Linked DNA regions of Homo sapiens: region 2 is linked to region 1. Evidence: read pairs that join two places in POLR2A ChIA-PET (ENCODE). Cell type or tissue: K562. All regions are shown on one strand. Links, peaks and the distances in the headings refer to the core of each region. The heading gives the core; the rest is flanking DNA.

Evidence for each region. ChIA-PET counts read pairs that join two places held together with the same protein. Peaks named below come from ENCODE experiments on the same cell type or tissue, not always from the same donor. Only the 100,000 strongest peaks of a DNase experiment are listed, where the experiment ranks them.
Region 2: POLR2A ChIA-PET joins it to region 1 with 6 read pairs; 2 of 35 experiments call an interaction of 5 or more read pairs at or near these places.

Annotation. Positions count from the first base shown.
Region 1 is chr1:200,894,066-200,905,988 of GRCh38, forward strand. INAVA (innate immunity activator) reads left to right here and starts at 835. Exons shown (of 10, transcript NM_001142569.3): 1 at 835-1,022; 2 at 4,242-4,390; 3 at 5,408-5,532; 4 at 6,039-6,155; 5 at 6,872-7,094. The coding sequence starts at 4,336. RefSeq lists enhancers at 729-1,239, 1,240-1,751, 1,752-2,262, 2,986-3,573, 3,574-4,163 and a silencer at 11,868-11,923. In K562, for the core only: no CTCF peak of the experiment used is centred there; a DNase peak (open chromatin) is centred at 8,266; H3K27me3 peaks cover 3,471 bases.
Region 2 is chr1:200,530,527-200,542,449 of GRCh38, forward strand. It overlaps LOC107985459 (a long non-coding RNA gene), which reads right to left and starts at 513. Exons shown (of 3, transcript XR_001737816.3): 1 at 418-513. RefSeq lists a silencer at 5,200-5,269. In K562, for the core only: a CTCF peak has its summit at 5,275; a DNase peak (open chromatin) is centred at 5,295.

The DNA of each region.
Region 1 (11,923 bases), core at 6,174-10,173:
AGTTTCCCATTTGCTTGGGGGTCGGTGGGATGGGAGATCTTGAGGCTTATTTTTTATAGGAAATAAGTTCCATTTTGGTCTCTGGCTCCTTGCATTTGGGGAGTGGACTTAGGGTCTGGGGTCACAGTGGACCTCCTGTGGAGTAGGAAACAGGACTTGGGCTCAGGTCAGTGCCTGTCAGTGCCCCATGAACATGCGTTGCTGGGGGATGGATGTAAATAATCAACAGAGAAGTGATGGCCTCGATACCCTTGGGGGACAATGTCTGGGATAAAAAGAACAGCCTGATCCTCTCTCTCTAGGATTCTAGAACTTCTGCATATTGGAATTCCAGCTGCCTTGCCTGAGGTTTTAAAATCCTCACTCGGGAGAGATAAAACCCAGGCCTTGGTCTTCATTTCCATATGTGGGGAAGAGCAGTGACCCATCCCTGTCAGTTTGTAAATGTCCTGCTTGTTTTTTCCATGGACAGTGGACATTTCACCTTGCTTCCGGGGTGCTTAACAGGCCTCAATTTCTGGAAAGAGAAACTGAGGTCAAAGGAAGGCAGGGAGAGCCAGGGTCAGGACAGGAGGGCACGCAGGTACCTCACAGCTCAGAATGTTGTACTAGGGTCTCTTGAGGCCATGAAGACATGACTCTTGTTGTTGTCTTCTTTGGGGATTCCTCCATGGGAGCCCCTTTTTCCCTGCTACCCTCCTGCCCCCCGGAAGTGCAGAGGCCCAGGAGCTGCCTGCTGGCACCAGTTGCACGGGATTAGTTCAGGGAAGGACTTGCTCACCTGCTCCTCCCCTCTGACTCAAGTCATAACAAGTAACCTGGTTCCCCTGGCCCGGCAGCCTGGGAGGGACGGCAAGGTAGGCAGGTGAGCCGAGACGGACGGACGGCCAGCAGCTCCGTCAGCTGGAGAGAGAGCACAGGCCTGTGGCTTGGGAGACCCTGAGGCGACATGTGAGGGCCCTGAGCCCCCTGACTGGAAGCAGGGGCTGTTTTTCAACTCCTGGACTAAAGCCCAGAAGCAGGTGAGGGCGGGGGAGGTGGAATGGGTCTTTGGGGCTGAGAGCAGGCTGGCCTGGGAGTGGAGGAGCCCAAGCAGTGGCCATCACCCCCCTCCGACCCCCACCCCCGCCAGCCTATGTCTGGTGTGTAGGGATGACAGAGGGGTGCTGGTGGGCTTGGACGGGAGCCTGTTCTTGTGGTTGCCTAGGCCTTAGTTTCCACCAGAGGGAGAGCAAGCAGAGATGAGCTGGGACAGGCAGGCCTGAGACCTGGCTTTGGGGGACACACTTGGGATAGAGGAGGATCCCCCATGGCCCGGCCTGAGGGAAGGTGCTCTGGAGTTTCCCTCCCTCCCTCTGTGCCCCTTCTGGTCTCCTCTGCCTTTTTCTGGGGACATTGTTCAGCCGGGTGGGCTGCTTTTTAGGGCCCAGTACTGGAGCTTGAAGAGGCCCAGGAGGGATCCCTGTGTTAGGGAGGGGGTGGGGATGTTACCTGAACTGCCTTTATCTAAAAGCAATGCCTTAGACACTTAAGACTCATAGCCTCCTGGGTGGGGGTGGTGCCCTCGCTCTCACCTGTTGACTCTGGGGCAGGTTCCCTACAGCTGTGGAGGGCGGCCTCGGCAGAGGCAGATGTGAGGGTCCGCTATGTGGCTGTACGGGTTTCCTTCTTGGCCTGACATTGACCAAGAGGTCGAGATTCAGACCGGGGACCTGGAAAGGCTTTAGACACTGTGCAGTCTTTATTGTGCACAGGAGGAAAGGAAGCCCCGGGAGGCCTGGTGACTTCCCCAAGGTAGTACAGACCGCAGCAGAACCAAGCCTTGAGCCCACAGCCAGGGGCTCTGGGCATCTGACGCTGTTCTCTTTGCTCTACTTGGGGCAGCAAGTCATCCCAGAGAGGACCCAGCATCAGGCTGGGACCACTGGGAAGATCAGTGCCTCCCCTTTGATGCTGGCAGTCAGAGACTGGGCTGAGCTGGGAGAAGGGGAAGCTGGCGGAGACGGGAGGCGTGCTAAGGTACCCCTCTGTCCCTGTAAGTCCCCACTCCTCTGCAACAGTCTCAGAGCCCCTGAGAAGCAGGGGCTGAGTTGGCCCAACTTTCCAAGGCAACTACTTAGTGGTTAATAATTAATTAGCAAGCGTGACTAATTAATGGCTTCCCCTCCCACATTACTTCCTCCTCTGTGCAAAGCAGACACACTCAGCATGCTAGCTGAGACCACCTTGCTTCCTACCTCTGGCTGCACCCTGCTCTTGGCTTCTGGGGAGGGTGGGAGGATGGCTAGGGTGGGTGGGAAGGGGTGGGGGTGAGCTGCCTGCTCCTCTGTCCTGTTCTTATCTCTACGAGGGATAGAGTTTGGGACAGATGGACAGTGCAGAGCTAATAGTCATCCTAAGTATCCTGCGGGGTGGGGTTCCAGAATATATGGCCAATCTTTCAGAACTTTGGCATGTTTGCAAAGGCCTCCCATAAAGTTAAAAAAAATAATTCTCCCATGCATTCTCTAGACTTCCTTGAATAATTGAAATTCCAAAGTGCAAGGTACATGTTGCTTTCAGGGCTTTGTGTTTGATTGTTGCTGCCTGTGGTTGCTGTGTTGTTTATGTAGGTCTATAAAAGTTCTTGATCGTCCTGCTCTTATCATCTTGATGGGTGGAGAGGTATCACCAGGGACCTGGCTGACAGCAGTCCCCTCTCCCTGTTGGCCTTGCTTTGTTACCAGCTTTCCCAAGGCCGACTTTTCTGTCGTGTTGGCTGCCTGAGGAGGGGTGGAGCTCACCTCCCCCACCCTGCGGCCCCGCGCTCTGAGGAGGCAGGATAGGCTCCAGACAGAAACTCGGAAGGACTTTTGGACTCTTGCTCAATGGGCTGACTCAGTGAGGAGGTGGCTGAGCTCTCTTTCCAGACCCAACCACCTGCATGGGCTCCGCCCACCCCTCCCACCCCTGCTGCAGCCAGCAGCTGCCAGGCCCTGGCCAGCTGGGACCCCAACCAGGGGTGTGGGTTGGTGAGGAGGGAGAGGGGGTGGGCACAGGTGTTATCTGGGTGACTGGTCCCTAGCTGAGCCGACACAATGGGATGGCACCTGTACCACCCAAGTGTTCTCCACCCCGAAGCAGGCAGAGGAGCAGGTGATCTCCTTTCTGTCCTTGCACAGCTTCTGCTCTAGTCACTGCTTGCCCCTCTCCTGTCAACTCTTGGCAACCCTGATAGACACAGCCCTGGGTCTCCCCTGGCTGTGGGGTGTAGGGGATCTAGGCTGATTCCCCTTCAGTGGTCTCCCAGGAGTAATTGATGGCTTGAAAGTTGTTTGAGGGCTTTGGGACAGCTCTCTGGCATACAGTGGCTGCACATATCTGCAGATGATGTGAAGTTCAGAGTCCAGGGCGCCAATTCAGAGAGTGGGCGTCCTGGACTTCGGAGGCCCCAGACCAGGGCCTTGGCCATGTGCCTGCCCACTTCTTGAAGTGTCCTCAGCCACTGGGGCGTAGGACATGCCTCACACCTCCTGGGTTCTTGGGTTGAGGATAGCTGTGTCCCATAAAGATGTCTTCCCCTTCCTCCTTTCTTTTTTTTTTGGAGACGGGGTCTCTCTGTTGTCCAGGCTGGAGTGCAATGGCGTGAACATGGCTCACTGCAGCCTTGACTTCTCCAGGCTCAGGCAATCCTCCTGCCTCAGCCTCCTGAGTAGCTGGGACTACAGGTGCACACCACTATGCCCAGCTAAGTTTCATTTTGGAGAGATGGGGTCTAAGTTGTCCAGGCTGGTCTTGAACTCCTGGGCTCAAGCTATCCTTCTGCCTTGGTCTCCAGAAATGCTGGGATTACAGGCGTGAGCCACCATGCTGGGCTTCCTTCCTCCTTTCTTTGTTATCCCATCCCATTTTTTGTCCCCTTCCTTTTTATCCTGTCTCTGCTCTTTTCCTTCTTGCCCTTCTCCCCAGTCGAGCGGTTCTTGTGGCTACCACAGCTGTCGACCCCCTTAGGCCTAGAGGACTTTGGCCCAGAGGGGAGTTAGGCTGGGCCCCTGAGAGCCCACTGAGAACAGGGTTTGCTGGTGAGGCCCACAGCCCCTTCTCTAGGTCAGCACCCCCAGTGCCAGAATCTCCTGCCCCAGATGGTTCCTGAAGCACAGTCCTCCCTTCCACTCCCCTGCTCTCAAGCATCTATTCAGCTTTTTGTAACCAAGATGGTTCATATCTAGCTTTTTTGTTATTGTTCTCTTTTCTCTTTAAAGCTGGGGAAGCTCCAGGCTACCTACACAACCTGGCCCAGGCTGGTCACGGTGTCCCCCCTCCCTGCTCTGTGCCCTCTCCTTCCAGAAATCCACCATGGAGAGTAAGGATGAGGTCAGCGACACCGACAGTGGCATCATCCTGCAGTCTGGTGAGTGTTCAGGGAAATCCCCCTGCCCTAGTCCCTAGTCCCTGGTCCCTGGTCCCTGGCCCTGACTCCTGAGTCCTGAGCCCTCAGGCACTAGGGCTGGCTGGGCTGAGACTCCCAAGGGCTGAGAGGAAGGGGAGGGAGAGGCCTCTGCTGGGAGGAGGGGGAGGTTCTGGAAGGGCTGGAGCCTCAGGGACATGTGGAGTTTTCCTCCCTGGAGAAAACTGGCTTGGAGTTTTGGTTCTATCTGGAAGAGGGATCTGCAATGTTCAACTTTAGCCCCAGCTGAGAAGTTGAAAAATCTCAGGCAGGCACAGTGGCTCATGCCTGTAATCCCAGCACTTTGGGAGGCCAAGGTGGGCGGATCACAAGGTCAGGAGATCGAGACCATCCTGGCTACCACATAGTCCCAGCTATGTGGGAGGCTGAGGCAGAAGAATCGTTTGAACCTGGGAGGCGGAGGTTGCAGTGAGCCGAGATCGCGGCATTGCACTCCAGCCTGGGCGACAGGGCAAGACTCCGTCTCAAAAAAAATATATCATCTGGCCAATGTGAAGGTCTTGCCTCTCTGTTTGGCCAGACCTGTGGGCCTAGTCTGGCCTAGTCTTGACAGAGGACAAGAAAGAAGAGGCTTATGTGTGTGTGCAAGAGAGAGGGGTAGTGGGGAGAGGGAGAGAGAGAGACAGGAAGAAGAAGGAGAAGGAAAAGAGGAAGAAGAAGGGAGGAGGAGTGGGGGGAGGACTGCACCGGCAGAACTCCCTCCCCTGCACTCCCCCACCATAGGTCACCTGGTGGGACGACCCTCCCTTCTGAGTTGTAACATTTGTGCAGCCAAGAGACGTGGTGTTTTGTGGCTGTGACACAGGCCACAGCAGCCAGCCTGCAATTTGTGGGCAGGCATGAGATGTGTGTGTGTGTGTGCATGTGTGTGCATGTGCATTCCCCTAGGGGTGGTCAATAAGTAACGGAGGAGGCTTCCATCTTCAGCCTCCCTGAGCATGTGCCCCCCAACCCTTGCAGGCCCCGACAGCCCGGTCTCCCCAATGAAGGAGCTGACCCATGCAGTGCACAAGCAGCAGAGGGCCCTGGAAGCGAGGCTGGAGGCCTGCCTGGAGGAGCTGAGGAGACTCTGCCTTCGGGAAGCGGTGAGGCCCCAGCCAGCACACACAAGCATCGGGTTCATCTCAGGAGCTGTGGAGCCACGTGTGGGGATGCGGGAGCTGGGGAGAGGGAGCCCCATTCTTGAGGGAATTCTGGACATCAGGCTGGGGGCTGGGGCCCAGAGTCCCCATGATGCAGTGTTTGACCTTGTGCTGGATGGAGAAGAGTCAGACCCAGGCAGGGGCCCAGGCACAGAGAACAAAGTTCATCAGGGGCTGCAGAGGGACTGCACAGACATAAGTGCATATGAGTGCTGTAACCCGGGTCGGTGTAGCTCTGGAGGAAGTGATCAGAAAGAGGTCTGAAGGGAAAGGGGAGGAGTGCAGAGTGGGTCTGAAGACAGGAGAGACAGTGTGGAGGATGGGATGAGGTGGGGTGGAGGGTGGTCCCACCAGGGCTTCTATGGAAGGCAGGCACATGCAGTGCAGGGGCCAGTGAGCCAAGTCTGGGCAGGTGGAGAGGACCTGGCTGGTCTCTGCTTCCTCCCCAGGAGCTGACGGGCACCTTGCCAGCGGAGTATCCCCTCAAACCAGGGGAAAAGGCCCCCAAGGTTCGCCGCAGGATCGGAGCGGCTTACAAACTGGATGACTGGGCCTTGCACAGAGAGGTGAGGAACCTCAGGAAGCTGCCAGTACCCCTCGATCCCCAAAGCTGATCACTGAGACGCCACACCTCAGCTCAGTACCCTGGCAGGTTCCCTTCCACCCTTTCACACCCAGTGAGGGTGCTTGGCTGCCTGTTGGTGAGAGACACCATGAATATGTAGCCCAAATGGCTGTGGAGAAGGGGCGCCACTAAGGAACCGAGAGCTGGGAGCTCAAGGGAGGACACTGGGTTTGACCCCATTGGGCAGAAGATCAGTTAAGAGCACCAGCCACCAACCCAGCGGGCAATAGCCTGCTCAGACAGGTTACTCTGGCCCCTAGGGCTGTCCTCCTTTCTCAGGAGGAGGTGGGGGCAGTCAGGCCCTGGGTGCCCTTCCCCTGTGGCGTCAATGGCAGCAGTTTCCCATGGGCCAGCCTGCCCCACCCTTTGGGGTCAGGAGGGAAAGTGTCCCACTTGGGTTCCCACCCTGCCCGGTTCAGCAGGTGGGCTGGTGGGTGGGTGCCCATGCCAGCTTTTCAGGCTGACAAGTTTGCTTTTCGGCTCCTCCCACTCCTTCACCCTCTGCTCCACGTCCGTCCATTGGTGCTGCTGTCTGCCTCTCTTCTGTCCTCAGGGCTTAGGACTGGGACCTAGAGCACTGTGTCAGGGCTGCTGTCCACCCTCTGGGCCCCCAATCTCCCTGCCTCTCTCTAGCCTCACTCCTGCCCCCTCTCTCAGGACCCCCTAAGCAGCCTGGAGCGCCAGCTGGCCCTGCAGCTGCAGATCACAGAGGCAGCCCGTCGGCTGTGCCTGGAGGAGAACCTCAGCAGGCAGGCTCGGCGGCAGCGGAAGCACTCCATGCTGCAGGAGGAGAAGAAGCTGCAGGAGCTCCAGCGCTGCCTGGTCGAGCGGCGGCGCAATAGCGAGCCACCTCCGGCTGCTGCTCTCCCCCTGGGCCGAGGTGAGCCGGCTGCCCTGAGGGGGGCCATGCTCCTTAAATGAGCTTTTGAGGGATGGTGGGCGCACAGCCCCGTGCCACTGCCTTTGCATTTGGCTCCAGCTGGGTAAAGCTGATTCTTGGGTTCAGCTCCACCCCATCCTGATTCTCTCCAACTCCAGCAAGGCTTCCCCATCCTGTGAGGTCTTCTTCTCCGTCTCCTTAGAAAACACCCTACTCTCTCCTTCCGTATCCTCCTCAAAATACACTACCTTCAAGAGACTTCCTACACAGAGATATTTCTCAGCTGACCCTGAGCTGAATCCAAGGTGTATTCAACTGGGTAGCCCAGGCTGGCCCCGCTGCCCTCCAGGCCCACAGGGTGATGGCATCTCTGGGTCAGGGTAGTGTGAGGCTCCCGTGAGCCCAAGGCTCTGAGTTGATGTGTAGTCCCCTGGCCTGAGTTAGGCAGCAAAGGGTTTGACGATTGCTATGTGTTACTGATCACTGAATTGTTTCAGGGGCCCACAGCTACTTAGGAGATGTTCAGGTTGAAATCCAGCAGGACTGGTGCCACACCCCACAGCCCCTTAAGTATCTACAACCACCCTGGTCAAGGGTGGGATCCTTCCATGTCTGTTCTCTGCCCTCCTTGTGTCTGTAGTTCAATCCCTGAGCTCCTTGGCCCAGAGACTAGTGGCCGTGGGGGCACCTAGTGAGTTGTTGATGCCCAGGTGCTGCCACATCACATCAGTGTGTCCACCACAGGTTAGCTTCCAACAGGTGGTTCTGAGCCCTTAGGTGTGACTGTTTTCCTTTGTCCTGACCCAAGGCCAGCCTGTCAGGTCAGGACTTGCATCTCTCCATTCCAAACCCCACCGCAGCAGGCCCATGACTCAGCTCTGCCCCCCGTCTCTCACATGGGACCCAGACCTCCCTGGCTGCCTCAGAGGGAACCGGGAGGGAATGAGGCCGTGGCCCTGCAAAAAAAAATCCAGAATTGGATTCAGAGGTCTCGGCCTTCATTCACATTCTCAGGCTCCCATCCCTGCATATCGTGTTGGCTTTTTGCCAAGACTACTCCTCAGCCTGGGAGCAGTCATGGGGAAGCTGGAAAGCCCTTGCTAGTCCCTGTGCCCTGCAGCCTATGCCTCAGGCAGGGAGTTATCTCAGCACAGGTCTCAGAAGTCCCTGCTCCTATCCATGGCTTTTAATTTAGGGTAGAAAGTGCATGACCAGACACCACCCAGGTCACCTCCCGCAGCCAAGAGTAGGTGATAAAGGAGGAGGTGCCTCCATGTGACAGTTAACCCAGTAAACTCAGAAGACAGTGGGGCTGACCCAGGGAAAATGGCCAGACCTCTGTCCGGTTCCAGTGGTTCTGGCTTGGCCGCAGAACAACACTCCCAGTCTCTGAGGCTCTAATGGAAGACAAGTTCTACAACCTTACTCCACTCTCAACAGGGATCCCAGGACTTGACAGCAACCTTGAAAGGTAGCTGCTGAATTGGACATGGAAGCCCCTAAGGGCCAACTTGCTCTGTGCCTGCAGGGAGAGGTCAGGGTGGTGAGATATGCCCGTTGGTTGCAGCGCCTCCTGCTCCCCGGTCCAGCCTCACACTGCTCAGCAGCCTCCCCTGCCCACCGGGGCTGCCATTGCTGGGAGCTTCTGCCCATGATGGGTGGCAGGGGAGTGTCACCCTGATGCTGCCATTGTGACCCATAATGCTTCTTGTTGGGAGTCGGGAGCAGGCCAGGACTGGCCTGGGGCTCTGTGGAAGGCAGGAGGATGAGGTTCTGAAACCTTGGAGCCCTCAGTACAGGTGAAGACAGAGCTGTGGAGAGGAGACAACTGGTGTAGTTGCTGACTTTCCCACATCAGGAATCAAGATCCCACTGGCCAACTTCAGGCCCTGGGATCTAAAGTCCTGTTGTGAGAGCACAGAAGGGATCAGTTCTAGACAAGTAATTTCTGTTTTGTGGCTCCTCTGCCCAGCCGAGCCCTCCTAGAAAGGAGGAAGTAAAGCAGAATTATTAGTAGCTGAGGTGTTTTGAATTAAAAAGGGAAGGCCGGACACTGTGGCTCATGCCTGTAATCCCAATACTTTTGGAAGCCAAGGTGGGCGGATCATGAGGTTAGGAGTTCAAGACCAGCCTGGCCAACATAGTGAAACCCCATCTCTACTAAAAATACAAAAATTAGCCAGACATGGTGGTGCATGTCTGTAGTCCCAGCTACTCGGGAGGCTGAGCCAGGAGAATCCCTTGAACCTGGGAGGTGGAGCCCAGGATCAAGGGAGCCGAGATCGTGCCACTGCACTCCAGCCTGGCAACAGAGTGAGACTTTGTCTCAAAAACAAAAAACAAAACAAAACAAAAAAACAGGAGGCCAGGTGCAGTGGCTCACACCTGTAATCCCAGCACTTTGGGAGGCCGAGGCGGGTGGATCACTTGAGGTCGGGAGTTCAAGACCAGTCTGACCAACATGGAGAAACCCCATCTCTACTAAAAATACAAAATTAGCCAGGCATGGTGGCGCATGCCTGTAATCCCAGCTACTCGGGAGGCTAAGGCAGGATAATCACTTGAACCCAGGAGGCGGAGGTTGCGGTGAGCCGAGATTGCACCATTGCACTCCAGCCTGGTGACAAGAGCGAAACTCTGTCTCAAAAAAAAAAAAAAAAAAAAGGGAAAAAAGCAAACAACCCAAAAACCGAAATAAAAAACCACCCTGCCCCCTTGGGCTCCATACAAGGGTAATTTAGTTTGGGAAAGTAACTGCTAGGTGAGAGTCATCAGCCATACTTTGCAGTGGCAGGGAGCAGTCAGGTGTTGAGCTCATTTACTAGAGTGAACCGCATGAGGGCCACCCAGCACCCACCTGTGCAATGTAATAGGCACTCTGGATGCATCTGTTGATCAACAACACCAGCCATTAGCCACATCCTCATAACATTTTTTTTTTTTTTTTGAGACGGAGTCTTGCTCTCTCATCCAGGCTGGAGTGCAGTGGAGCCATCTCAGCTCACTGCAACCTCCACCTACCGGGTTTAAGCGATTCTCCTGCCTCAGCCTCCTGAGTAGCTGGGACTGCAGATGCGTGCTGCCACGCCCAGCTAATTTTTGTATTTTTAGTAGAGATGGGGTTTCACCAAATTGTCCAAGCTAGTCTCGAACTCCTGACCTCAAGGGATCCTCCCGCCTTGGCCTCCCAAGTGGTGGGATTACAGGCGTGAGCCACTGCGCCTGGCCGCTCATAGCATTTCTGAGATGGTGGAAGTGTTCTGTATCTGTGCTGTCCAATACAGTAGCCACTCGCTGCATGTGGCTATGGAGCATTTGAACTGTGCCTAGTGTGACTGAGGAACTGACTTTATTTAGTTTTAATGAAAATAGCCACATGCGGCTAGTGGCAACTGTGTTGGACAGCATAGCCTTGGGGGAAGCTCAGCATTTGTGAGTAAAATCTCCACCGTTACCCCTCTGTCTGGGGTGTCCTGCGATGCTGCTGCGGGGCAGGGGAACGCTGAGCTAGGGCAGGGTTGGGACAGTTGCTGAGATAGTGAGCAGCTCTCAGAAACCTGAATCTTTTTTTTTTTTTTTCCAATCTTTTTAGAGACAGGGTCTTGTTCTGTTGCTCAGGCTGGAGTGCAGTAGTGTGATCATACCTCACTGCAGCCTTGAACTCCTGGGCTCAAGTGATCTTCCTTCCTCAGCCTCTAGTAGCTGGGACTACAGTCATGTGCCACCACACCCAGCAAATTAAAACAAAACAAAACAAAAAAACTATTTTAGAGATGGGATCTTGCTATATTGCCCAGGCTGGTCTCAAACTCCTGGTCTTAAGCAAACCTCCTGCCTCAGCCTCTGGAGTAACTAAGATTATAGGTGTGCCTGGCCCAATGAAAATCTTTATTCCTAAGGTTTTTATAAAAGATCAAAGGCAGGAGACCAGAATTCAGTAAGAGGGGGTCTCTTTAATTGAACCCTAAAGCAAAGGCTACTTGTGAGCCAAGCAAAGCATGGGCTGGCTGGCTACTCAGGAGTCAAGCCCAGCTCCTGGTACCGTATGTCCTAGAAATCTACTGCCTGCTCTGGGTAAAGATTTTTTCATTAAATTGCGGAGCAGGCTGAGCATGTTGGCTCAAGCTTGTAATCCCAGCACTTTGGGAGGCCAAGGCAGGAGGATCTCTTGGGCCCAGGAGTATGAGACCTGCCTGGACCACACAGGGAGACCCTGTCTCTACAAATAACTAAAATAAAAAAATTGGATAGGCATGGTTGTGGACACCTATAGTCCCAGCTACTCAGGAGTCTGAGGTGGGAGATTGATTGAGCTCAGGAGGTCAAGGCTGCAGTGAGCTGTGATCGGGCCACTGCACTCCAGCCTAGGCAACATTGTAACAACCCATCTTTAAAAAGATGGGTTAAACCTTTGTGGAGCAAAGGTTAACAAACTTTTCCATAAAGAGCCAGACAGTACATATTTTAGTCTTTGTAGGCTCTTTGGTCTTTATCACAACTGTTCAACTCTGCTACTTCAGTGCTAAAACAGCCAGACATTACATAAACAAATTCATAGCCGTGTTCCAATAAACATTTATTTACAAAAGCAGCTATTGAACTGGATTTGACCCCTGGGCCATAGTTTGCTAACCTCTGTTGTAAGGGATTTCAAGATGGTTGGAACTTTTTACTTTTTTTGAAACTTCCTGGGCAATGCCCATGCATTTGAGATGCAAGCTCACAGGGGAGAGCCCATAAAGGGTTGTGGTTAAGAGCAGACTCCAGTCAGACTGTCTGGGTGTGAATTCTGACTCAACCACCTTTGTTGAATGTATAACCTAAACCAC
Region 2 (11,923 bases), core at 3,428-7,427, 370 kb before region 1:
CTGGTTTATGTGTGAAGTGAGGTGTGTTCCCTAACCTGTCAGCAAGCCATATTTTATTTGGATAAAGACCCTAAAATCAAGCACATTTACAGGCTGTTGCAGCCACTCCCATTCTGCTCAGCTAAGCAGCTGCACCCCCCACTTCCCCACAGTGCAGCTGTGATCCTTCCTCGGGGCCCTGGGCTCCTGCATTCAAGCTAGTTCAAAGCATCGAGGCCACACCACCACATCCTCTGCACTCCATAGAGGTGCAGTGGAACTGAGCCCACATTAAGCCAAAACCTCCAAAGAAGCAAAATTTTGCATTTTGTAATGGCTGGTGAGATCGGCATCTATGCTGCCTTACCATGCCCTATCCCGGGGAGATCTCAGAGAGGACACTACTAAAGTCTCCCACACCTCGCCCATGTCACTTACCTGAGTATGATGTCAGGTGAGAGTATGGTCCTATAGCAGAAGACAGGTATTTGTAGTAGAATCTGCTTGTGCCTGCATGTGTGTGTGTGTGTGTGAGAGAGAGAGAGAGAGGAGAGAGAAGAAAGAAAGCCACAGTTAACACTTATTTGGCACTAACTTTGCACCTGGGCACAGTGCTAAGTCACTTTCACACAGTCTCCCTCCTCCTGCAACAGACAAAAGGGCCTTTTCCCTTTATGCCCTCTCTTTCTGAAGACCTGTCTCCTTCCGCTCTCTGCAGACTTTCTTTCCCCCAGAAGTGAACAGGTTTCACGGGTATTGCATGTTTTCACAGCCTCTGGTGGGAGGGTGGGCCCCAGCCTCCCTCTCTGTTTCGCTGCTGGGTAGAGGAGATGGAGCAGCTTCTAGTCCCAAGAGGGAGGGGAAAGGGGCAGGGAAGAAATGATGTGGGGTGATTCCTTTTCTCCTTGTTGCAGTTTGGTAGATTCCCTCCCCTCCATTTGTTTTTCTTTGATTATCACTTAGGAAAAGGGAAAGTCAATCCTATTAATAAGCCTCATCAAGTCTTCATTCAAGATCAACTCCTCTATTAACATGACTTTGACTTTATTACGTGAATGAAACATTTGTCCCCTATCCCACCTAGCGTTCCTTACAAAGTCCTATTCCATTAATTTCACACTGGAAGGCAGGCACTATGCCCAATCTCTCTATCCTAATTCTTTTTTTTCTTTTTTCTTTTTTTTTTTTTTTTTTGAGATGGAGATTTTACTCTTGTTGCTCAGGCTGGAGTGCAGTGGCACGATCTCAGCTCACTGCAACCTCCGCCTCCCAGGTTCAAGCAATTCTCCTGCCTCAGCCTCCCAAATAGCTGGGATTACAGGCATCCGCCACCACGCCTGGCTAATTTTTATATTTTTAATAGAGACAGGGTTTCACCATGTTGGCCAGGCTAATCTCAAACTCCTGACCTCAAGTGATCTGCCCGCCTCAGCCTCCCAAAGTGCTGGGATTACAGGCGTGAGCCACCATGCCTGGCCTCTCTATCCTAATTCTTGAATTCCCCCTCCAATGGGGGAAGAGACTGGGAAGGGCATTTCCTCCACACTCCCAATAGGACCTTGAAATTGCTTGCTTTTCTGGGTCTAAACTAAATCCTCTTCCACTTGGCTGTATGCTGGGGAGGCTGAACCATATGGCCCATTCCAGGGGGTTCCCTTGCCTTGTCTGGCTTCTTGTTGGATTTGGCCCCAGGGGGAGTCTGGAGGGAGGCAGGAGAGTGAGGACTAGGCAGTCATTTCCCCTGCTCCCTCCCTCACTATGGGATCACATCAGGCCAGTTAGGTCCCTGACCAAATGGACTCTCAGGTAGCACACTCCACAAAGCCCACTCGACTTTGTTGTTCTTGTCATCTAATTAACAACAGTTAATCAATTCTTCCTGTGTGGGTTTATCATACTGAAGACACTTTTTTTTTTGAGACAGAGTTTCACTCTGTCACCCAGGCTGGAGTGCAGTGGTGCAATATCAGCTCACTGCAACCTCCACCTTTCAGGTTCAAGGGATTCTCCTGCCTCAGCCTCCCAAGTAGCTGGGATTACAGGTGCCCACCACCACGCCCGGCTAATTTTTGTATTTTTAGTAGAGATGGGGTTTCACCATGTTGGCCAGGCAGGTCTCAAACTCCTGGTCTCAAGGATCCACCCGCCTCGGCCTCCCACAGTGCTGGGATTACAGGCGTGAGCCACCATACTCAAGACTTTTAATCCATGGTCACGTTGACACCAATATGGATAACTTGTTCCTGCTTTACAAAACACAGCCAATTGTCCCAAACTTTGTGGATCCCACACTGCTCCCTAGTTGGATCTTGGTACTGGTTTCTAATATTTCGTGGTTGTTTAATAAGCTTAGACTTCAACAGAGCCTCAAGGGAAGACTTCCTGACCCCCAGATATGTATGTGAACTATTTCAAGTGCTGGGATAACATCCTTGCCAAAGGTTCATTTTTATGAACTCTGTAAGTTTGGTCCTGTGTGACTGGAGAATAGTCTATTGGAGTTTGTGGGAGGACAACACTTGATGACCACCACTGTCTCCTCTTGTATATCTACTGACTTCTGGTCTTAGCCCCAACAGTCTATTCCCCATACAGCAGAAAGAGTGAATCTTCTGAAAAAAAAAAAAAAAAAAAAAAAATGGCAGATCTGTCATTCCTCTACTTACAACCCTCCAGTGGTTCTCTACTCGGAGTCAAATCCAAAGTCCTGGCCAGGCATAGTGGCTCATGCCTATAATCCTAGCACTTTGGGAGGCTGAGGCAGGCAGTTCCCTTGAGCCCAGGAGTTCGAAACCAGCCTGGGCAAAATCAGCAAGGCCCTGTCTCTACAAAACAAACAACAACAGAAAAACCAAAGTCCTTACAAATGTCTATGAGGCCCCTCTGTGCTCTGTCCTCTCCCCTTACTAATCGAACTCTCATCTGCTGCCACTCCTGCATGTACTCAGCTTGAGCGCCTAGGACCCCATGCTGTCTCAAGCCTTGGGATTTGCTGTTTCCTCTGCCTCCAATGCTCTTCCCTGGTATCCACATGACTAGCTTCATCATTTCTTGCAGGTCTCTGCTCTTACATCTTATCAGTGAGGTCTTCCTTGACCACCCTAAATAAAATAGCAACCCCTACTCATATGACCCTAGCACACTTTCTTCCTTTTTTTTTTTTTTTTTTTTGAGACGGAGTCTCACTGTGTCACCCAGGCTGGAGTGCAATGGTGAGGTCTCGGCTCACTGCAACCTCCACCTCCCGGGTTCAAGCGATTCTCCTGCCTCAGCCTCCCAAGTAGCTGGGATTACAGGGGCCTGCCACCACGCCCTGCTAATTTTTGTATTTTTAGTAGAGACAGGGTTTCATCATGTGGGCCAAGCTGGTCTTGAACTCTTGACCTCAGGTGATCCACCCGCCTTGGCCTCCCAAAGTGCTGGGATTACAGGTGTGAGCCACCGCACAAGGCTACCCTAGCACTTTCTATCCCTTGCAGTCTTTTTTTTCTCCATAGCACTTATCACTATCGGATATAGTGTAACTATTATATATAATGCATATCAGAACAGTTATGAAATTAAGATTTTTGTGGGCATCTTAGATTTTTTCAATTATTTGTATATTTGATACACGGTCTCATTCAGTAGCCCAGGCTACAGTACAGTGTTATGATCATGGCTCACTAGAGCTTTACCCTCCCGTGCTCAGTTGATCCTCCCACCTCAGCCTCCCAAGTAGCTGGCACTACAGGCACATGCCACCATGCCTGGCTAATTTTTTTGTATTTCTTGTAGAGATGAAGTGTTGCTATGTTGCTCAGGCTGGTCTTGAACTCCTGGGCTCAAGTGATGTGCCCACCTCAGCTTCTCAAAGTGCTGGGATTACAGGTGTCATCAATTATATTTTAAAAGGTTATCTGTTTCAGTTCCCAAAATTATATATGCATATTTTATAGCCTCATTCAGCATTTAGATGTTAATAGGGTTTAAAGCTTTGGGCTAAAATCAAATGTTGCACAGAAAGATCTACACTCTGTATTAGCATCGAAAAGCTTAATGGTCAGTTTCAGGTAATTTCACCTGGTTATATTGCATAAGAAACATTAATATACTGTTCAAAGAATTTGTAATATTAAGATGTTAATTTGTATCTGCATTCTGTCCTCATTACATAGAAAACCCTTGAAGAATGACCATGTTTCCTGATTTTTGTTGCAAATGCCAAATGGATGTGTGAATGAGTTGGGTTTGTGCCATTTTCCATTTGGCCTGCAGTGTAGATTGGAGTTGTCAGGCAGTGAGAACTAGAACGAGGCAGCATTGAGATTCCCCACACAGGGGCTAGGCACGGTGGCTCACGCCTGTAATCCCAGCACTTTGGGAGGCCGAGGCGGGCGGATCACGAGGTCAGGAGATAGAGACCATCCTGGCTAACATGGTGAAACCCCATCTCTACTAAAAATTTAAAAAATCAGCTGGGTGTGGTGGCACGCACCTGTAGTCCCAGCTACTCGGGAGGGCAAGACAGGAGAATCGCTTGAACCTGGGAGGCGGAGGTTGTAGTGAGCCGAGATCGCGCCACTGCACTCCAGCTTGGGAAACAGCGCGAGACTCGGTCTCAAAAAAAAAAAAAAAAAAAAAAAAAAGATTCCCCACACAGGGGCGAGTGGGCACACCCACGGGAAGGGAGCCCCTATAAAAATGGCACGTGGTTCTGTCTCAGCTGCCTGAAATGACAGAACACAAGCTCTATCACGACTGATATGAACTATGTAAGGCATCTCCACTGGAACAAAATACTCATTGCCTTTGAGATAAGCAGAAATTTCTAAAATCTTTCCAAAAATTGGTGTTAAATTTAAAAGTACTTTTACTTTTAAAGTCTTTCTACTTTTTTTTTTTTTTTTTTTTTTGAGGTGGAGTCTCACTCTGTTGCCCAGGCTGAGTGCAGTTGTGCAATCTTGACTCACGGCAACCTCTGCCTCCAGGGTTTTTTTTTCTTTTAAGCAGTTCTCCTGCCTCAGCCTCCCAACTAGCTGGGATTACAGGCGCCCACCACCATGCCCAGCTAATTTTTGTATTTTTAGTAGAGACAGGGTTTCACCATGTTGGCCAGGCTGGTCTCGAACTCCTGACATCAAATGATCCTCCTGCCTTGTCCTCTCAAGGTGCTGGAATTACAGGGCATAAGCCACCATGCCCAGCCCACTTTCTACTTTTAAAAGGGGCCCATGACTTATATTAGGCCCTGTGAGGCAGCTGGCATCTGATGTCTAAGCTAGGCAACGCATAGTAATCTGCAGTTGTTTACTTTGCCTCTGGGTGTTGCCATTGAGCCAATGAGTGACTCACTACCCAGGTGGCACTGCCTCGCACTTGCTGATTGGAAAGTGACTTCTGCCCTTTTCAGGTGTATTTGCATTAAAATATTATAATAAAAATAAGTACCATTTATTGACAGATATCGAGTTATTTCTCATTTTGCCTGCACAATAGAAAATAAGCTGCAAAAACCTATGTATAGGTCATTCCTACCCCAGACCAATTATAAATCAAAATCTCTGAGAGTCAGGGTTGTTTTTTTTTTTTTTGAGACGGAGTCTCACTCTGTCCCCAGGCTGGAGTGCAGTGGCGCGATCTCAGCTCACTGCAACCTCCATCTCCCAAGTTCAAGTGATTCTCATGCCTCAGCCTCCCTAGTAGCTGGGGTTACAGGCACCAGCCATCACACCCAGCTAATTTTTTGTACTTTTAGTATAGATGGGGTTTCACCATGTTGGCCAGGCTGGTCTCGAACTCCTGACCTCAAGTGATCCTCCCACCTCAGCCTCCCAAAGCGCTGGGATTATAGGCGTGAGCCACTGCACCTAGTCAGGTGTTAGTATTTTTAAAAAGCTACCCAGTGCTGGAAGCAGTGTCTCATGCCTGTAATCCCAACACTTTAGGAGGCTGAAGCTGGAGGATTGCTTGAGCTGGGAAGTGGAGGTTGCTGTGAGCCAAGATTGCGACTACTGCATTCCAGCCTGGGAGACAAAGCAAGACTCTGTCTCAGAAAAAAAAAAAAAAAAAAAAGCTACCCAGGTGATACTGATGTGCAGCTAGGTTTGGGGCTCTGCTCTTGGTGGCTAACAGCAGAAAGTCTGGATCCAGATTACCTGGCTTCATCCCATCTTCATCATTTACCTGTAGCAGCTGTGTGACATAGGGCAAGTCCCTCAACTCTTCTGTGCTTCACTCTTCTGAACTTTCAGAGACAGCTAATAGGTCCTAACTCATAAGGCTGTTGTGAGCATTAAGTGAATCAATGGATAATTATTTAGTAAGTGTTTGCTACCATTGTTTTTATAGCTAATGAAGTTGTGGGTAACTCTTGAGAGTCTCCAGAAAATTCTTTCCATGTCTCATCAGAAGCTGTCAGTTATGCATATGGTTGTTATGCCTATGGTACAGAACAGAGCTGCTTCTGTCCTGAGCAACAAATGTAGCTATGTGCCCCTGATGTGGGGCCTAATTTATTTGAACCACCCATTGGGGTCTGGTCATTGTACTTTCTGTATTCCCTTGTTCCTCTGCCTAAACGCTACAATTCTTCTGATCTCTGGAGTCTTGCAGAAACTGATAACAATTTATGCATTGTAACTGCTGTGCTGCTTTGTTACATAAACATTAGGTCAAGAGCAAGACCCTGAGAATGCAGCTTTGACCAACTGAAACAGATGGTAACTGAGCCTTCCAAAGGCCACACTCCCCTCATATTTATTTACCTGGCAGGCAGCAGAATGAGCCCGTTTTGCTTTATGTGCAAAACTTTCCTCCCAGGCCAATTTTCTGGTGCCCCCCGTGACATATCGCAAAATGAAATAAAAGTATCAAGAACAGTAATTTATTCCTGAAACACATCTTCCAAGAGTTACAGATATCTACCATGTCGACCTCTCTTAGCCCGAACCTGAGCTGTCACCCACGTTAAATTACTTTCTAAATCAGAGGTAAACTTTATATCATAAAATACCATTCATAGCCACATCAATCCAACCTGAAATCTGCATTACTCTCTTGACCCGAACTCCTAGATATCTACAATTCACAGATCGACCAGCTTTGCTCTATCAGTATGCCTTACCCTAGTGGTGTATTACACTAATAGATTCCTGGAGCCGCAGCTCACTTTGTTGATGTATAAGAGCAATACGTTAAGAGAGCCCCAGCTCACTTGGATGATGTATAGTTGAAGTGGTCATCTGGGGGAAGCATGCTGGTGATGTATGGCCCTGACAAGGGCACCAACTGGGAGAGAACAAGTTCAAAGTGGGTTTGGTTTAGCTTGTAGAGGCAAAGAGAAACAACTTAGATCCCACCAGGCCATGTTCCCACTGGCCTCCCAAGGCCTTCTATTTGCAGGAAAGTAAGCAGCTGCACACACCGTTAAAGAGTGAGGTCTTAACCACTTTTGCCATAGAAATTATTGTTTGCAATTACTGTAAATCTCTCCAGAGGCTTAGATGAAAACAAAGACACATAGATGTTACTTTTACTTTTTGGATATATATTTCATAATAAAATTAATAAAGGAAATTGCATAAGGACATGTTATTAATTTTTACATTCTTGAGCAATGGGGAAAACTGTAGATGTGTGCACCAAAAGATATGTACCAGAATGTTCATATCAACATTACTGTAATTACCAAAAACAGAGAATGACACCAAGGTCCATCAACTGTAGAATGGAGTGTCAATTAACTATGGCCACACAAATCCCCATGGCATACAGCAATGGCATATTTTTTAGCTCATGCTTCTATGGCTGGCTCATCTAGGCTGGGTTCTGGAGGGTTCAGGGGAGGCACTGCTTTACACATCTCTCATCCTGCTCCTAGGACCAGCTTGCACCTCTTTGTCTCATGGCAACAGCAGAGAGACAAGAGCTAGCAAAACAAATCTTCAGAGCATTTTTTTCAAGATGGCATAACTTCTGCTAATATCCTTGTAACCAAAGCAAATCACATGGTCAAACCCATGCAGGGAATTGCACCGTGCCCACAGTGGGAAGGCATTGAAGAGTTACATGACAAAGGGTATGGATATAGGAAGGATGGTCAATGATGCAGTTTATCGGCCAGGCATGGTGGCTTATGCCTGTAATTCCAGCACCTTGGGAGGCTAAGGCAGGTGCATCACCTGAGGTAAGGAGTTTGAGACCAGCCTGGCCAACATTGTGAAACCCCATCTCTACTAAAATTACAAAAATTAGCCAGGCATGGTGGTGTGCGCCTGTAGTCCCAGATACTTGGGAGGCCAAAGCAGGAGAATTGCTTGAACCTGGGAGGTGGAGGTTGCAGTGAGCCGAGATCACGCCACTGCACTCCAGCCTGGGCAACAGAGTGAGATCCAAAAAAAAAAAAGCAAGCAATTTATCACCATTTATTATTAATGCAATAATAAGTCTAATTTATTATTAGATGAATAAACTGTGACAGTCATACAATGGAATACTATACAGCAAGGAAAATGAACTACCACTATACATAACAACCTAAATCTCACAGAGATAATATTAAGCAAAAGAGGTTAAACACAGGAGTTCATAGGTATGATTCTACTTATAGAAACCTCAAAAACAGGCACAAGTAATGATGGTGTTAAAAGTCAGGGTGGGGGTTACCTTTGGGATCAATGACTAGGAGCAGGCATCAGAAGGGCTTCCAGTGTTTGTGATACTCTGTTTCTTTATCTAAGTAGCAACTACACTGATGCATTCACAGAGTGGAAATTCTTGTAGGACACATATAGTTTCTGTATTTTATATATTTGGTATGCTTCAATTAAAAAGTTTATTTGAAGAAAACTGAGCATGCAAAGCAGCATGACAAGCCTGGGGCAGATTAAAAAATGAGATATTTAAAACAGGAATGCTTTAAAGCTCTTGAAAAGCACATTCATGGCTTCATGACGGTATAGAGAGTGACAGCAGGACAGATAATCAGAGGGGCAAAGAAAGGAAGGGGCTTCCCTCTGGGAGTTGGTTTAGTCTTACCCACCTACAGTTAAAAACAAACAGGCCAGGCACAGTGGATCATGCCTGTAATCCCTGCACTTTGAGAGGCCGAGGTGGGAGGATAGCTTGAGCCCAGGAATTCAAAACCAGCCTGGCCAACATGGAGAAACCCCGTCTCTACAAAAAGTACAAAAAATTAGCTGGGCGTGGTGGCAGGCACCTGTAGTCCCAGCTACCCAGGAGGCTGAGGTGGGAGGATCACCTGAATTTGGGAGGTTGAGGCTGCAGTGAGCTGTGATCAGCCACTGCACTCCAATCTGGGCAACAGAGTGAGACCCTGTCTCAAAACAAACAAACAAACATAAAAAAATGCTTGCTAACTAATTACATGCTCAAACGAAACCAGAGAGGATTTGAGTCTGGGAGTGGTATCTATACTTTCAGAATACTGCATTAATTAGCAGAGAGGATCAAAATTCTCCAACAAACCTGAGTTGTAATCTGGGCCCTACCAACTTCCTCACCCTGTAACCTAGAAGAATTACTGCTCCAAGTCTCAGTTTCTCTAACTAGGCTGGTAAAGTTAACAATAGTACCTCCTTCATAGAGTTGTTTGTTGATTATATGAGCAGTTGCACATACACTGCTTAGCTTAGTAGTAGTAAGTGTTGCCTAATAGTAAGTGTTCAACAAATGCAAGCTCTTGTTATTATCTATCTATCCATCCACACATCCTCCACCCACCCACCCATCCATCCACCCATTCACCCATTTATCTATTCACCCTCCCATCCATCCACCCATCTAGCCATCAGTTCACTCATCCATCCATCCATTCATCCACCCATTCATCCATGTACCCACCCATCCATTCATCTACCCACCCATCTACCCATCCACCCGTTCACCCAACCATCTACCCATCCACTCATCCACCTGTCCATTCATCCACCCATCTATCCATCCACCCATCCACCCATCCATCTACCCACCCATCCATCCATTCACCCATCCACCCATCTACTCATCCATCCATCCAACCATCCATCCATCCATCCATCCACCCATCCACCCATTCATCCATCCATCCACCCAACCAACCATCCACCTTTTCATCTATCCACCCACTTGTCCACCCACCCATTCCTCCATTCATCATTCAACCCTCTCTTCCTACCATCACTGTTTCATCCATGAAGATTTATAAAGAAGTGTAACATTTGGAGTTTATAAACCAGTATTTGAGACCTAATTCTAATTCTTTCCGCCTGTGCAATCTTGGACAAATAGTTAAAATTATCTACATTTTTTGTTTATTCTTTGGTAAAATGGGAGAGAGTGCTTATCTTTACATTATGAAACTACTATGAGAAGTAGATGATTCAGCTGGTTGGGTGTGGTGGCTCATGCCTGTAATCCCAGCAATTTGGGAGGCCAAGGCGGGCTGATCACCTGAGGCCAGGAGTTCAAGACCAGCCTGGCAAACATAGTGAAACACCGTCTCTACTAAAAAAAAATACAAAAATTAGCTAGGCATGGTGGCAGACACCTGTAATCCCGGCTACTTGGGAGGCTGAGGCAGGGAGAACTGCTTGAACCTGGGAAGTGGAGGTTGCAGTGAGCCGAGATCGAGCCACGGCACTCCAACCTGGGCAATAGAGCAAGACTCTGTCTCAAAAAAAAAAAAAAAAAAAGAGAGCGAGAGAGAGAAGTAGATGATTCATTAAACTCCCCTGAGGCAAAGTATCCACTTATCAGAGTGACAAGGTTTGTATGACAAAAGGAGAGCTATGCCACAGTACGGGAATATAAAAGACCTACAAAGCAGCCCCCTTCACACATATTCTCACCTTCCAGGGCATATCACACCATGGCGGTGCCAAGATCCCTTACATCAACAAATCTAAAACTAGGTTTATTATGTCTCCTCTTATGAGTTGAATTGTATTCTCCTCAAAATTCATATGTCGAAGTCCTAATCCCCAGTACTTCAGAATGTGATCTGATTTGAAGACAGGGTCTTTACAGAGGTAATCGAGTTAAAACGAGGTCATTAGGGTGGATGCTAATCCAATATGACTGTGTCCTTATAAAAAGGGGAAATTGGAAGACAGACATACAGAGAGGGATGATGATGTGAAGGCACAAGGAAAAGACAGCCATTTGCAAAACAAAAAGAGAGGCCTGGCTGGGCACGGTGGCTCTCACCTGTACTCCCAACACTTTGGGGGGGCCTAGTTGGGAGGATCGCTTGAACCCGGGAGTTCAAGACCAAACTGGGCAACATAGGAAGACACTGTCTCCACACACACATACAAAATGAGATGTGGTGGCATGTGCCTGTAATCCCAGCTACTCAGAGGGCTGAGGCAGGAGGATTGCTTGAGCCTGGGAAGTTGAGATTGCAGTGAACCATGTTCACGCCACTGCACCCCAGCCTGGGAGACAGAGCAAGACCCTGTCTCAAAAAAAATAAATAAATAAAAAATAAAAAAAGCAGGGAGAAGGAACAATTGGGAGACAGGCATGCATAGAGGGATGACAATGTAATGAGACAGGGAAAAGATGGCCACCTACAAACAAAAAGAGAGGCCTTGCTGGGCACGGTGGCTCATGCCTGTAATTCCAGTGCTTTGGGAGGTTGAGGTGGGAAGATTGCTTGAGGCCAGTTCAAGACCAGCCTGGGCAACATTGTAAGATCCCATCTCTACATAAAAAAATTAACTGGACAAGGTGGCATATGCCTGTAATTCCAGCTACTACTCGGGAGGCTTGGGTAGGAGGATTGCTTGAGCCCAGATGTGGGATGATTGCTTGAGCCCAGGAGTTCAAAGCCACAGTGAGTCATAATCATGCCGCTGCACTCCAGCCCAGGTGAAAGAGGGAGACCTTATCTCAAAAAAGAGAGAGAGAGGACTGGAACCTTCTACCTTTCCTCACAGCCATTGTATTCTCAGAGTCTCAG